3 separate regions of the Mus musculus genome follow, and regions 2 and 3 are each linked to region 1. A link is a contact called in ENCODE Hi-C or POLR2A ChIA-PET data. All regions are on one chromosome and are shown on one strand. Each heading gives the region's core, a stretch centred on a gene start or an enhancer-like site at or near the end of the contact. The rest is flanking DNA. Distances are from core to core; before and after follow the strand shown.

Evidence for each region. Hi-C counts contacts between places; a loop is a spot of excess contacts on that map. ChIA-PET counts read pairs that join two places held with the same protein, here RNA polymerase II (POLR2A).
Region 2: POLR2A ChIA-PET joins it to region 1 with 35 read pairs in embryonic stem cell. The contact joins the promoter of Ralgps1 here to the promoter of Garnl3 in region 1. POLR2A ChIA-PET finds 5 or more read pairs at or near these places in 4 of 5 experiments (Patski and embryonic stem cell).
Region 3: a loop to region 1 is called in a map of T-helper 2 cell, with 2.6 times the contacts of the local background. The contact joins the promoter of Rpl12 here to the promoter of Garnl3 in region 1. A Hi-C loop is called at or near these places in 1 of 37 maps with a recorded cell type or tissue (T-helper 2 cell). POLR2A ChIA-PET finds 5 or more read pairs at or near these places in 4 of 5 experiments (Patski and embryonic stem cell).

Annotation. Positions count from the first base shown.
Region 1 is chr2:33,128,222-33,132,437 of GRCm38, forward strand. Garnl3 (GTPase activating RANGAP domain-like 3) reads right to left here and starts at 2,398. Exons shown (of 30, transcript NM_001355200.1): 1 at 2,203-2,398. The coding sequence starts at 2,294.
Region 2 is chr2:33,369,497-33,373,712 of GRCm38, forward strand. It overlaps Ralgps1 (Ral GEF with PH domain and SH3 binding motif 1), which reads right to left and starts at 1,998. Exons shown (of 20, transcript NM_175211.5): 1 at 1,774-1,998.
Region 3 is chr2:32,959,475-32,963,690 of GRCm38, forward strand. It overlaps Rpl12 (ribosomal protein L12), which reads left to right and starts at 2,238. Exons shown (of 7, transcript NM_009076.3): 1 at 2,238-2,365; 2 at 2,575-2,648; 3 at 3,100-3,198; 4 at 3,511-3,592; 5 at 4,023-4,109. The coding sequence starts at 2,329. Lrsam1 (leucine rich repeat and sterile alpha motif containing 1) reads right to left here and starts at 2,167. Exons shown (of 26, transcript NM_199302.3): 1 at 2,088-2,167; 2 at 1,570-1,781; 3 at 43-139. The coding sequence starts at 114. It overlaps Snora65 (small nucleolar RNA, H/ACA box 65), which reads left to right and starts at 3,827; the gene lies at 3,827-3,944.

The DNA of each region.
Region 1 (4,216 bases), core at 1,148-3,647:
CATCCATATAGTAGGAGATCACACAGCAACTGAAAAAAAATTTTTAAGGAATATGTAAGGATTGCTTCCAGGGTTTATGATGTGCTGAGTGAAAAGTCAATTAAAATGATAAATATTCATGGAGAAAAGGCCAATTATATCTATAGTGGGATTATGAATCAATAAACTATCCACTGGGTGTGGTGGTCTTTAATCCCAGCACTTAAGGGGCAGAGGCAGGCAGGTCTCTGTGAGTTCCAGGACAGCCTGATTTACATAGTGAATTTCAGGCCAACCAGGGCTATATGAGACTATATATCATCAATACTACCATCAAAATAATTTAATTATCCTGTTTATGTTCTTCTTGCATTTTCAAATTTCATTCAATAAATTATTTTTAGAAGAAAAAAAGAAAAAAAAAAGCTAATCCTAATTATCTCACAAGCCACTAGATAATGTCATGGTGTATCAGAGAACAAAAACACCTGGAGGCTTGTAAGTCATTTCAGTTCTTGAAGAATATGGTCATGAAGACAAAGGGGAAGGAAGTCTAATTTTTATGCCAGCACTGTCCACTATGGTACGCATTTCTCAGTCCTCCTAAGGCTCTTATCAGAATTGCTGGAGCAGATGTGTCAAGGACTGAGCCTGAGAAAGCTAATTAATGCTGGCTGAGGGGGTAGTGCTGGGATCAATGTGGTTACTTGCATTGAAGGCTAAGCACAACTCAACACTCAGGTGTCTTGGCGAGGTGTTCCACAGCCACAGGTGTCTGTGGCTCCCGGACTGCATGGGCTGCATTACAGAACCATTCCTTCATGTCCGGAAGTTCTGTAGCAGCACTGTCCTAAGCAGGCTGCCTCAGACCTGAGAGATTCTCTTTGCTCCAGTCTCTTGGTATACCTCTTCCTATTCTTCATGCTCAAGCCATAGAGATTGTTAGCTGCCTGGGTCTCCTATGGAAGGGAAATGTTCCACTCAGGTCACCACACAAATATTTAGAACCTTCTTGGCAGATGCCCAGGTGCTGATCACACAAAGCTAAGCCTAGAGTTCAAGAAAGACTTTCAAAAAGAATTGATGAGCAGTTCTACAGCCTGAGGGAGGAGTGCCCAAGCCCTTCAGGCTCTGTGATGGGCCAGGCTTGAGGCAGCTGTGGTGATGGGGAAGAGGCTAGGGCAGCGGCTAGAGCAGCCTTGATATCTGTCCTTACCACACAGCATCAGAACTGCTGGAGCAGTGTGTCAAGGACTGAGTCTGAGAAAGGCCAATTAAGGGCATCACACCTTCCTTTAAGGATCTTGGCTGGTTTGCTTTGTGCCTTAGCAAATGAACTCTCTTTTCCACCTCAGTGGAGGTTAGAGTCCTACATCTTTTTTCTCTTCCTCGTCCCTACCCATGCTATGGCAATTAAAAACTCAGGGGTGCAGGCAGCAGTAGGCTAGGAGGAAGGGGGTTGGCTTCAGGATACCCTCCCTAAGGCCATTATTACAGAATACTGATGAAAATCTGGCCCAGATGGTGGTGCTGGAGTCATTCTGAAAGGAATGAGTCCACCTGGAAGCAGGACCCATTTCAAGTTACAAGGAATTCCTTGGAGGTGGGAGTAAGCCGGGGATAGGCATGGGCAAGAGCCGCAAAGGGAAGGGCGTGTCCGGCAGCAGCCAAGCTTCACCTACGGCCAGGCTGGTTCCTCAGGAGGGCGCCAGTTAAGGAAGGTAAGTCCGGGAGGGGCACGGACAACCTGGGAAAGAGAAAGGACCTAGGAACTATGCAGGGTGCCCCCCACCCCAACCACAGATGGGCGGGGCCATAGGCAGCAGGTGGCCAGGCACTTGGGGTGCGAGGATGGATTATAGAAAGCAAGAGAAGCCTAAAGGGTGTCCTTTTGGGGGCTTAGGGGTTCCGACCTTGTCCTTGAGCATTTAGAAGCAGGCAGGTCGCGTTCTCCACAGCCCAAGACCTCCCTGAGCCGTAGTGTGCAGGGCCTGTCACAGGGCCGAGGCTTCGGACGTCCACATCATCTGCCGGCCGGACACAGGTCTCTAGCCCTCCCGCTGGGCACTCCCTCAGCGTGGCCCGGCCGCTCTACTGGGCTCTGCGCCGACTCCCTCCCACGCCGCGGCCTCGCCACACTCTGTCCCCTCACACCGCCAACCCCCACGTGGCCTACTCCCCTCTCCCACCCCTAGAGGCTGCACCCCTCCGGGGCAACGGTACCTGGGACTCTCAAAGCTGCACCCCCTGCGCCGCAGCGCCGCCCTCTTCTGCCGCAGGAGCGCAGCGGCAGCCCCGCCGGGTTCCTGCTCCATCGCCCCGGGCGGGGGCCGACGGCTCGGGCACACTCGGGTGGGCTCGGGCCTCGGCGGTGTTCGGCCGGACGCTCAGCTAGCGCGCCGCAGCCCACGCCCCGCCCCGCACCCCTCACCGGACCCAAGCCCCGCCTCTGTCCCGCCCCAAACTCCAGCCCAGCCTGGGACCTCAGGCCCCGCCCCGAACTCCAGCCTAACCACGCCCTCAGACTATTCGCGGGGTCCAAGCCCCGCCCCTACTCTAATCAGGTCCCTTGAACACGCCTGAGGCTTTAGGCCCCGCCCCTACTCTAACGGCCTAACCACGCCTCTGGCTTTAGGCCTCACCTCTGCCCCGCCCCCATTCTAGCAGGTACGCCTCTTCCGAACCTCTGGCTTTAAGCCCTGCCCCTAGCCTAGCGAAGTTTGCCTCATCTCTCCGGAGCTAGTCTCCGGAACCTCCCTGATCTCCTACCGAATCCACTCCCTTTGGTCCTTTTTGAGGCCTTGGCCCTCCCCCTGCCTCGCCCCTAATCTAGAAGATCCTCCCTCACCACTCAGCTGGGTTTAGGCCCCGCCCCCTCACCGCCCCAACCCAGTCTATTTGAATTAGGTTCAGGTCCCGCCCCTGTCCGCCTTTGCCCCGCCCCAATCACGCAGATCTCCTCTCAGCTCTGCTCAGGCTCCACCCGTGCCCCGCCCCAAGTACCAAGCCTTACCTATCAGTGGGCTCAGGCCCCACCCCAAACCCTTATCCAGTCAGTCCCTTTGCCCTTCAGCTTTGCCAAGGGCCCGCCCCATCTCTTAGCCAAACCCACCTCACTCCCTAGTCTGGGCACAGGCCACGCCCCGAGCTAACGATCTCCGTTTCTCCGGCCCTTCTCAGACCAGTGCAGGCCCCACCCTGCCTCTACACCAGCTCCAGCCACGCCCCTCCTGAACTGGCCTCACCAAGATCTTCTACCCGCGCTCCCTCCGTTCTTCTGTGTAGCGCACGCAGGCTCCCAATGCCCACTGGATCCTCAACTTCGTCGGGTCCACGGCCCATCACTCCCGCTCCTTACCATTCCCACAGATCTAGGCCCTTCCCACCTACCCCTCCAGCACAGAGCGCTCTATCGGCCCGCCGCTCCACAGCTCCGATTGCTGGATTCTCTGCTGACCCTCCTCACCTCAGCACCTCTTGGTCCTTTCTATCGTAGCACCGCCTTCTTTTGGGGGCCGCCTTTCTCCACATCCCGCCCACAGGCATGGCCCCCAACCCCGGAGCTCCGCCTCTTTTCTCTTGAAGCTGAGGTCTGTACTTAGAGCAATTTTGTTCTCTCGTCCCTTGGCTATTCCACCCCAAGAGCCCTCTAGCTTCCCCGCCTACAAGTCCCGCCTATCTAGCCCCGCCCATGTCGCCTCTTTCTCACTTCAGGAGTGCCTGGATGGTGCGGGTCTTCCTGCCTGAACTGGGGTCCACCATGAGGTTTGCGCTACCTCAGGATCTAACCAGTCAGCAAAAGGAGGTACTACTGTCTCCTGGTGGCTGTTTGTGGTCTGACACAGTGAGGCTGAGGGGAGCTTTGGTTGTCTACCAGTTGTGGGTTCAGGTTTTCATTCATAACCTTCCAATTTTGTGACAGCTCTAACCTCCACCCCTCATTTCCTCCCCGAGTCGGATGCATCATCTGAGTTCTGTAACATTGCACTGTAGTTGGGTGTGGAAATTCATCTGAGTTTAAGTAAGGATGGCTTTGCCATCTATTTCTAGTTCAGTTTCTGTTGCTGTGATCAAAAGCACCTTAGGGAAGAAAGCCTTTATTTGTCTTACAGGCTACAGCCCATCATCTGGGAAGTCAGAGCAGGAGCTCAATGTCCCAAGCAGAAACTGAGGTCTGTACTTGGAGCAATTCTGCGTCTCTTGTCCCTTGGCTATTCAGCCCCAAGAGCCCTTTAGC
Region 2 (4,216 bases), core at 748-3,247, 240 kb after region 1:
ATAAATACCTAATGAAGGTCTGCCGTGCTCTTCATCCTAAAGTCTTCTTTCTGAAACGTGGCAGAATCAAGTTGGTAGTGGGAGTATTCCAATGGGCTCTACTATAGGCCTAGCCCATCAGCTAAGATCCACACTGGACCTGGGGTCCAAAGGTCAGCCAACAAGGGAAACACGCTTCCCTTTCCATTCATCATGGCTCCCCAGGCTGCATTCCTGCCCAAGGCTGCACAGGGAGTACCATAATCTAAACCACCTCTAGTTTGGAGGAGGGAATTCCCCAACACAAATGTGATTCAAACTCTCAAGAGAAAGAGACTTTTATTTTTCTTTTTTTCTTTTTTCTTTTTCTTTGTGTGTGTGTGTGTGTGTGTGTGTTTTGTTTTGTTTTTTTTTTTTTTTTGAGACAGGGTTTCTCTGTGTAGCCCTGGCTGTCCTGGAACTCACTCTGTAGACCAGGCTAGCCTCGAAATCAGAAATTGCCTGCTTCTGCCTCCCAAGTACTGGGATTAAAGGTGTGCGCCACCACTGCCCGGCAAGAAAGAGACCTTAACTCACCTCTTGACAAGGAATTCCCCTCTGGCCCTGGAAGGTCACAATTAGGCACCAGGGATGGTCACTTTGACAACAACAAAACACACAAAAAGGCAAAAATAACTCCCAGGTGTCTGTCCCAGCTCCAAAGAGCCAAGTTCTCATTCCGCCTCTTCGCCCCCACCACGCTGCCTTTTCTATCTTTTTGAGACCAGCACTGTGAAGATCTGCATGAGCATCTGCTACCATGAGATCCAGAACCCTTCCGAGCATAGCATCAACGACTACTCTTGAAGAGCACACATTTTCCAACAGCTGATCAACCAATGAAACCTAACCACCCCGAAATCCAGCCAAGCTCCTTCAACAGCAACAGGGGAGTAAAACAAAAACAACAACAACAACAACAAAGGCAGTGTGCCCACTTAGGGCTCGGTTTGGCTCAGGAAAGCAGTCGGCCTATTAACCAGGGCAGCTGCGATCCTTGTACGACTCAGCAAAGACACAGGCTGCCCTGGCCTGCCCCTCCAAGAGACAACCATGGATGCCTCCAGAGCCTGCAGAAAACCCAAAGCCCCAAGACGGCGGCGGAGAGGGCAGCTTCTTCCTTCTCCAAAAAGGGTCCCACTCACCCTCAGGCTAGTCCTCACCTGCAGCCCTGCTTCCGGACCTGCCAATGATCCTCAGCCCCGCCCCCTGCCTCCCCCCGCCCCCGCCCCTACAGGGTTTCCCCAGCCCCGCCCACTGCACCTGTGCTTTTCCCTAGACTCTCCTTGCAGCCCCTCCCATTGCCACCCCATGCCCCGCCCCTCGCACCTGAGCCCTTTCCCCGCCGCTAACCTACACACAGGTTCCCTTTCTGGTCCCAGAGACCTGAGCTCCCTCCAGACCCCACGCCTCGCGCCCAGGCTCCGCCCCCAATCCATCAGGCCGCGGGACCCGCCTCCTGCACCTGCGCCCTTTCCCCCCCAACACCACCACCACCACCACCACCCCCCCCCCCCGCTCCGCCATCTCCCCGACAACCACACGCTGTCATTCGCGTCCCTGGGACCCGAGCTGGCCATGGTCCCGCCCCCCCCTCCAACCCCAAGCCGAGGTCCCACCCTCGAGCCGAGGCCCCGCCCCACCCCCTCCGGCCGGGGATCCCGCCCCGCCCGCCCCCATTCTCCCCCCCCCTCCGCCCCCCGCACCTGCAGCGGCTCGCGCCCAGGGCCCCGCCCCGCCAGCCGCTCCTCTCACCGCTGTAGTCCGGGCTGGTCACCTTGACGAGGGCCGCAGTGGCTGCCACCGCTTCTTCATGGTCTTGCGAGAGGCCCAGCGGCAGCGGCGCCTTCGTTCCGAGACCGGGGCCGGATTGAGGTTGAGCCAGGCGCAAGCTTGAAACGCGAGGCCGACGCGGGAGCCCAGCCGGTGCCCAGCCGCAGTAGGAACCGTCCACTCCTGGGCCTGAGCGGCGGCCGGCTCAGCCAATCGGCGCGCGGCACCATACCAGGGTTCTCCAACCAGCTTGCCGTAGGGGCGGAGACACGCAAATGAACCGGCTGGTTGCACCAGTGCGCAGCCGCTGCAGCAGCGGTCCCCGTTCCCCCCACCCCCCCACCCCCCACCCCACCAGCCGCGGCCTGCGCTTCGGTCTTGCAGACGCTCAGGCTTGCAAGGATGCTCTGCTGTTCTCGTCGGGCTCAGCCGCCCGCCACGCCCACCCCCTGCCTAGAAATAGACTCAGTCTACAAACATCCTTCCAGGCCTCACCCAGTGTCCTTCTTAAATTCCTACCTAGAGTTTATCGTTTTCAACAACAACATCAAAAAAAAAAAAAAAAAAAAAAAAAAAAAAAAAGGCTTTGTGAGCAAGACATCATCACCTTAGTCCCATTCTTCACAAACCTATCCCTAGGTTTCTTTATGTGATTCTAAATCTGTCAAATTGACAATCACAGTCAATCCAATAACACACTTCGAGGTCCTTGAGACTGACCCATGGTTTTCACAACAGGTAAAAGTTAGGCCTGAAGAGGGTCTTGCCCAAGACCATAGCGTTCAAAGCAGGGAGAATGGGCCTGGAAGCTGTCTCCCTGCACCCAGACCCTTTTATGGCTGGGCCAGGCAAACGCAGTGAGTAGAGCTTAAATCATCTGGCTTAAAGGCAGAGATACTAAGTTACAAAGACCGTGGAAGCCAGTGGGTGGCTGTGAATCCCTAAAGTCAGAACCACAGCAAAATTCTGTTACGCCTACAAGAGAAAGGAGGGTAGGATGCTCTTTGGACTTGTAGACAAGATCATTTTGATAACGTAATTTTTGCTGCTATGGCGTCGCTTATGGAAAGATTTAGATACTGCACTATTTAAAAGAAGAGGGAGAGGAAAACAAGAGAATCAGCAGAAATTAAACCACTTTAAGAGTGAGGTGAGGGAATAGGGGATCTCTGAGGCAAACGTCTGCTATTTTGCATGAAGAACACAGTGATGCCCGAAGGATAGTCTTAAACTGTTTCCCTTAGATAAAACAAGAGATGCATGGTGTGAGGATTCTTTTAGAAAATTTGGAATCCAGAGAGGCTGAGAGCTGAGCGCAAGCTTGAGGAAGCTTGGGTAGATGGCTATAAAGTTAGGAGTGATGGTCTAGCGTAAAGTGGAGTGCTCAGGACACGCATAAGAAAATGGACGTAGCCAGGCGGTGGTGGCGCTCGCCTTTAATCCCAGCACTTGGGAGACAGAGGCAGGCGGATTTCTGAGTTCGAGGCCAGCCTGGTCTACAAAGTGAGTTCCAGGATAGCCAGGGCTACACAGAGAAACCCTGTCTCGAAAAACCAAAAAAAAAAAAAAAAAAAGAAAAAGAAAAAGAAAGAAAGAAAGAAAATGGACGTGCTTGTAGAGGTAACCCTAATGCTTAGGATTTGGGGGATGGAAACTGGAGACTTGCTGTGACTTGCTGGCTAGCAGATTCAGTGAGAGACCCTATCTCATGGGGATAAGATGGAGAGTATAAAGCAGGACACTTGACATCCTCCTCTGGCCACCTCTGCATGCGTGTGCATCACCTGCACATACACTGCACATGCACTGACTGCTCTTCCAAAGATCCTGAGTTCAAATCACAGCAACCACATGGTGGTTCACAACCATCTGTAATGGGATCTGTTGCCCTCTTCTGGTGTGTCTGAAGACAGCTACAGTGTACTTGCATATAATAATAAATAAATTTAAAAAAAAACAAGTACTATAGTTGTTTTTCTAAATATAAATTACTATAAGGCTTAGAGGACTTGCTGCCTGAGTTCACGGTCTGGCTGTGCCAGCAGCTAACTGTGTGCACACATGCAAGTTACTTTTTTGCATGCCTCAGTTTCTTTATGGAAGATGAATGTTGAGGAGGCTGGAGAGATGGCTTAGCAGTTAATAGTACATACTGCTCTGGTAGAGGACCCAGGTTCAGTACTTAGCATCTATATCAGGTTTCACAACTGCCTATAATTTCGGCTTCAAGTTGATCTGTCACCTCTGGCATCCACCTCTACAGGAACCTAAATTAGTGTGCACACATACACACACACACACAGGCATGCACAAGCATACACAGTTATTAACAGTAATTTTTAAATATTTTTTTAAATGACTGTCTTGCCAGGTGGTGGTGGCGGCAATGCATGCCTTTAATCCCAGCTCTTGGGAGGTAGTGGTA
Region 3 (4,216 bases), core at 988-3,487, 170 kb before region 1:
AAAGGGGAGCCGAGGAGCCCGAGAGAATACGCTGAGCCTTACCAGACACATCTGGTACTCCAGGCGTTTTCGAGCCTCCTCACTGGGTTTCCGCTTCCGAAAGAAGAGGGGCATCCTCCGGTGTGAGCTCTTCTGGACCCTAGAGGACGGCAGAGAGATCAGCGCCTGGGAACTTGCACTGCGTCCGACCTGCAGACAGGCAGCTCAGCAGTGCAGCAGCTGTCTGCAAGACTGTGCGTTCCATGTGGGCCGGGCTGTCTACCTCATCCAGCTGGGCCCTGAGCCCACACGACAGAGCCCAACACTTTGTTTTACTGACAAAGCAAAGCCTAGAGTAGAAAGAACAGAACACGCCAAGTACTCTGGGCTCGACCTACTTTGCCACTGCCCCTCTGCGGCGCCGGCATCACCCTCCCAGTGCTAAGCGTTTCCCCCACCAAGGGAAGATTCCCCCAGGTGCCTTCCAAGGATGTTCTCTGAAGACTCTGGACAGACTCAGCTGATGAGTCACTTCCAGCTCTGGAAATTGTCAGGATGGAACCATCAAGACCAAACTGGAGGTAGCCGTGACTTGGGGGAACTCAACTATATCAATACTAGAGAGATCTATGAGTTAAGCAAAAATCAAAATGCAATCTTCAGGCACCTTAGCAGGCTTCCAGCTACTGCTCATTTGGTTCTCCTTACAGCCCCGTGGAGAATCCGATGCTGAGTAAGGTCATTCATCTGGTGATATGACCTGGGTTGTAGAAACACCAGGCTGGGACACTTGCCTTTCAAGTCCTGATCCTGTGCCGCTTGCACGGCTCCTTGGACCTCCCAGTTTAGCCAAGTTAATCATTGTGTCCTGAATTCAGTAGCTGGCTGCCCATAGCTGGCTGCAACTTCCAGTGCTGTCTAAGGGCCAGCAATAGGAAGGACATAATCATTTGGAGGAAGTGTGTAACTCACGGCATGGGCTCTGACACCTAAGACATTAGCTGTGTCACTTTGTGTCACTGGTCGGAGCCGGTTTCCTCATTTGTAATATGGAGCAATGTTGCCAATGCTGGCCTCTGTGGGGTCAGTGACTTCATGTATGTCAGGTCTATGCCATAGACTCTGCCACAGGGTACCACACACATGACAAATGCACTCAGGTACTATTACAGTTGCTAAGGAGAAGAGGGCTGGAGGAGCCTTGCAGTAGAGGACACATGTGGTCCTGAGGGATTTCAGGTCTCCATTTGTGGGCGTGGGCTGTCAGAGGAGGTTGCTGGGCCTGCAGGGCCTGCTCAGGACTCTCCGCACTCAATTGCAGCACTCCTGAGAGACAGCTCCCTCCATCCCTATCTGATGGCCACGACTTAAATCCCTTACAGATGGCTCACTAATGACTAGCCTCCCTCGCCCCCATCCTCCAGATCTACATTTCCAAATACCTTCTTCAATGACTATCTCTGCCAATTCCCCCTCCCTCACCGTTCTCAGCAGGGCTCGTTCAGTTCTGGTTTGAACTTTCCTGATGGTCCAGCTTGGCTGGGAAGAACCACACCCATCCTTCCCTGGCAGGGCTGGCCAGCGGCTAACCTGGCTCTGTGGATGGGGAGGTCCTCCACCGATGTTCCGATTCTTGGGTGGACCTCAAGGTAGGCCAGTCACTCCGAAGACTTGGCCACAGATACAAACCATTGGCCCCCAAAAGCTGAGCTGGTGTCCGGTCTCCTTCAAACATAGAAGTGAGCACCGAAACTTTAAATTTCAGAAAGACACGCAACTCAGGATGACAAAGTCTCGAGATTCTAGAAACCAAGGAATTGCAGAATTAAAGACTCGTGATTAGACTCGAATAGTTTGTTTCTGTAACTAACATGCACATACCGCAAACAGGTTAGGAGGGTACTAGGGTGGCACTGGTACTAGGGTCGCTCAAGTCAGGTGCAGATCCCTTAGGGGAGGGGCGGGGCCCTGGGCTGGGTCCCAGGGGCTCCAGAGTCACCGTCAAGAGAAGGGAACGTGGACCAGGAACCAGGACCTCTGGTGCAGCCCTACTCTGTTGCCCAGGCAAGGTGCTCCGAACATTTACCCCTTCCGAATCCCGAGCTCACCCACAGACCAAGCTCTGCAGTCCTCTGCCGCAGACGCCTGCCCATAAGAAACAGGGCGACCAGGGTGTCGCCCAGAGACTGGGTGGGGCCAGCGGTTCTCGCGAGAGCTGAGCTTTTCCGCCTATATCCGGCGTGGGCGGAGCAGGATCCGTCTTTTCGGCTTTCGGCTCGGAGGAGGCAACGGTGCAACTTTCTTCGGTCGTCCCGAATCCGGGTTCATCCGACACCAGCCGCCTCCACCATGCCGCCCAAGTTCGACCCCAACGAGGTCAAAGTCGGTGCGTGCCCTCGCCGCGCCCGGGTGCTGTCCCGGGGCCTGGCGGGTCTCCCTTGGGCCTTGGCTGCCACGTGTGTAAGAGGGGAGGGAGCCCGACGCTCTGGCGGCCCGTGCGCCTTAGGGTAAGGCCTGGCCCGGGACATCTGAAGCCCGACGGCAGCGCGCAGGGCGGCCTGCGCCGCAGAGGTTCTGATTTTGCTTTTTCTTCAGTGTACCTGAGGTGCACCGGAGGCGAGGTCGGCGCCACATCCGCCTTGGCCCCGAAGATCGGTCCTCTGGGTCTGGTAAGTCGTCGCTCCCGAGCCGTAGACCTCTAACGTGCATGCTGTTTGGCCTGTAGATGTGTTCTGTCCCCGTGGAGGGCAGAAGAGGCCACCATGTCCCTGGTGCAGGCCGGGATGTGGGTGCTGGGACTTGGGACGCAAAGGAAAACTGAGATAACACGTGCACGGAGGCTCGTGCCACAGCCCGGTTGAGGCAGCCATTGGACTTGCTTAAATCCACTAGCCTCCGTGGGTAACGCACGGGAACCTAGTGTTTAAAGCTCCGAGGGTTCCCCATTGCAGCAGAAAGTGTTTTGCTTTGTTAGCCCTTACTGCAGAGTTGTCTTAGTGAAGAAGGATGTGGAGCCATTGTGGGCAGGCTCCTGTGGGACGGTGAGGAGGGCTGGCGGTGAGCTTGAAGGTCCTGGCTTCAACTTTGGGCACATGGTAACGAATGCTATTATTTCTACAGTCTCCGAAGAAAGTTGGCGATGACATTGCCAAGGCTACCGGTGACTGGAAGGGTCTCAGAATTACAGTGAAACTGACCATCCAGAACAGACAGGCCCAGGTATTTACATTGCTTGCTGTGGGGGGTTGAGGGAAGGGTTGAGATAGCAGCCCTCAGGAATCATGGGTCTTGGCAAAGATTTCCCTGTCCCGGTGAATCGGATTTTATCCTTGTGGGAGGGCTATACGACAGGGTTCACTGTAAGTCAGTAGTAGGTGCCAGGGTGCAGGAGTCCGCCATGCTAGGGATTCAACTCTGGAGGTGAGGCCAGCAGGAAGCACCTTAGCTAGCCGAGCTGTTTTTTCGGGGCCCTTTAGCGTGTCTGGTGGTGGTTGGTTTTCTGGGCTGTGTTCACATCAAGTCTCTTTGCAGATCGAGGTGGTGCCTTCTGCCTCAGCCCTGATCATCAAAGCCCTCAAGGAGCCACCGAGAGACAGGAAGAAGCAGAAGAACAGTGAGTCGGCCCCACTCCCTGGGTTTCCGCTGCAGTGTGCTACTCAGCTGTGTCGACCCCTTTCTTGGGACCTAGGGGTGGAATGAGATCACAGTAGGCGTCTGTTGTCTGTTCCCTTTCCTGGGTGCAGAAATGAAACAGTGCCTCAGGGGTTTAACTTTATCTGTTTCCATCCCTAAAATCGTGTTAGGGCTGCTGGTGAGGACTTGCTTGTGCCCCAGCCACCCGCCACTGCACCTGACCAGTATTGTTGGCTGGTGCAATCCAGTGGTGAGCTGACAGTGAGCCCCAGCTTTTAGGAAACAGGGCTGTCCTACATGTGGATGGCTCTGTGCCGAAAGCATGGGAACAGCCCAGCGATAGGTAAAATGGAGCCATGATCTCAGAAGACAGGGGAAGCTGTAAAAGGCCCTGTACTTGCTTTCTGCAGTTAAACACAGTGGGAACATTACTTTTGATGAGATTGTCAACATTGCCCGGCAGATGAGACACCGGTCTTTGGCTAGAGAACTTTCTGGTAAGAGCACGCTATTTTCCCTGAGTGGTGGCTGCCACTTTGCTGTTGAAGGTTCAAGATTTGGATTTTCCCATGGATCCATATTTTTTCCCTGTGTTCCTGCAATG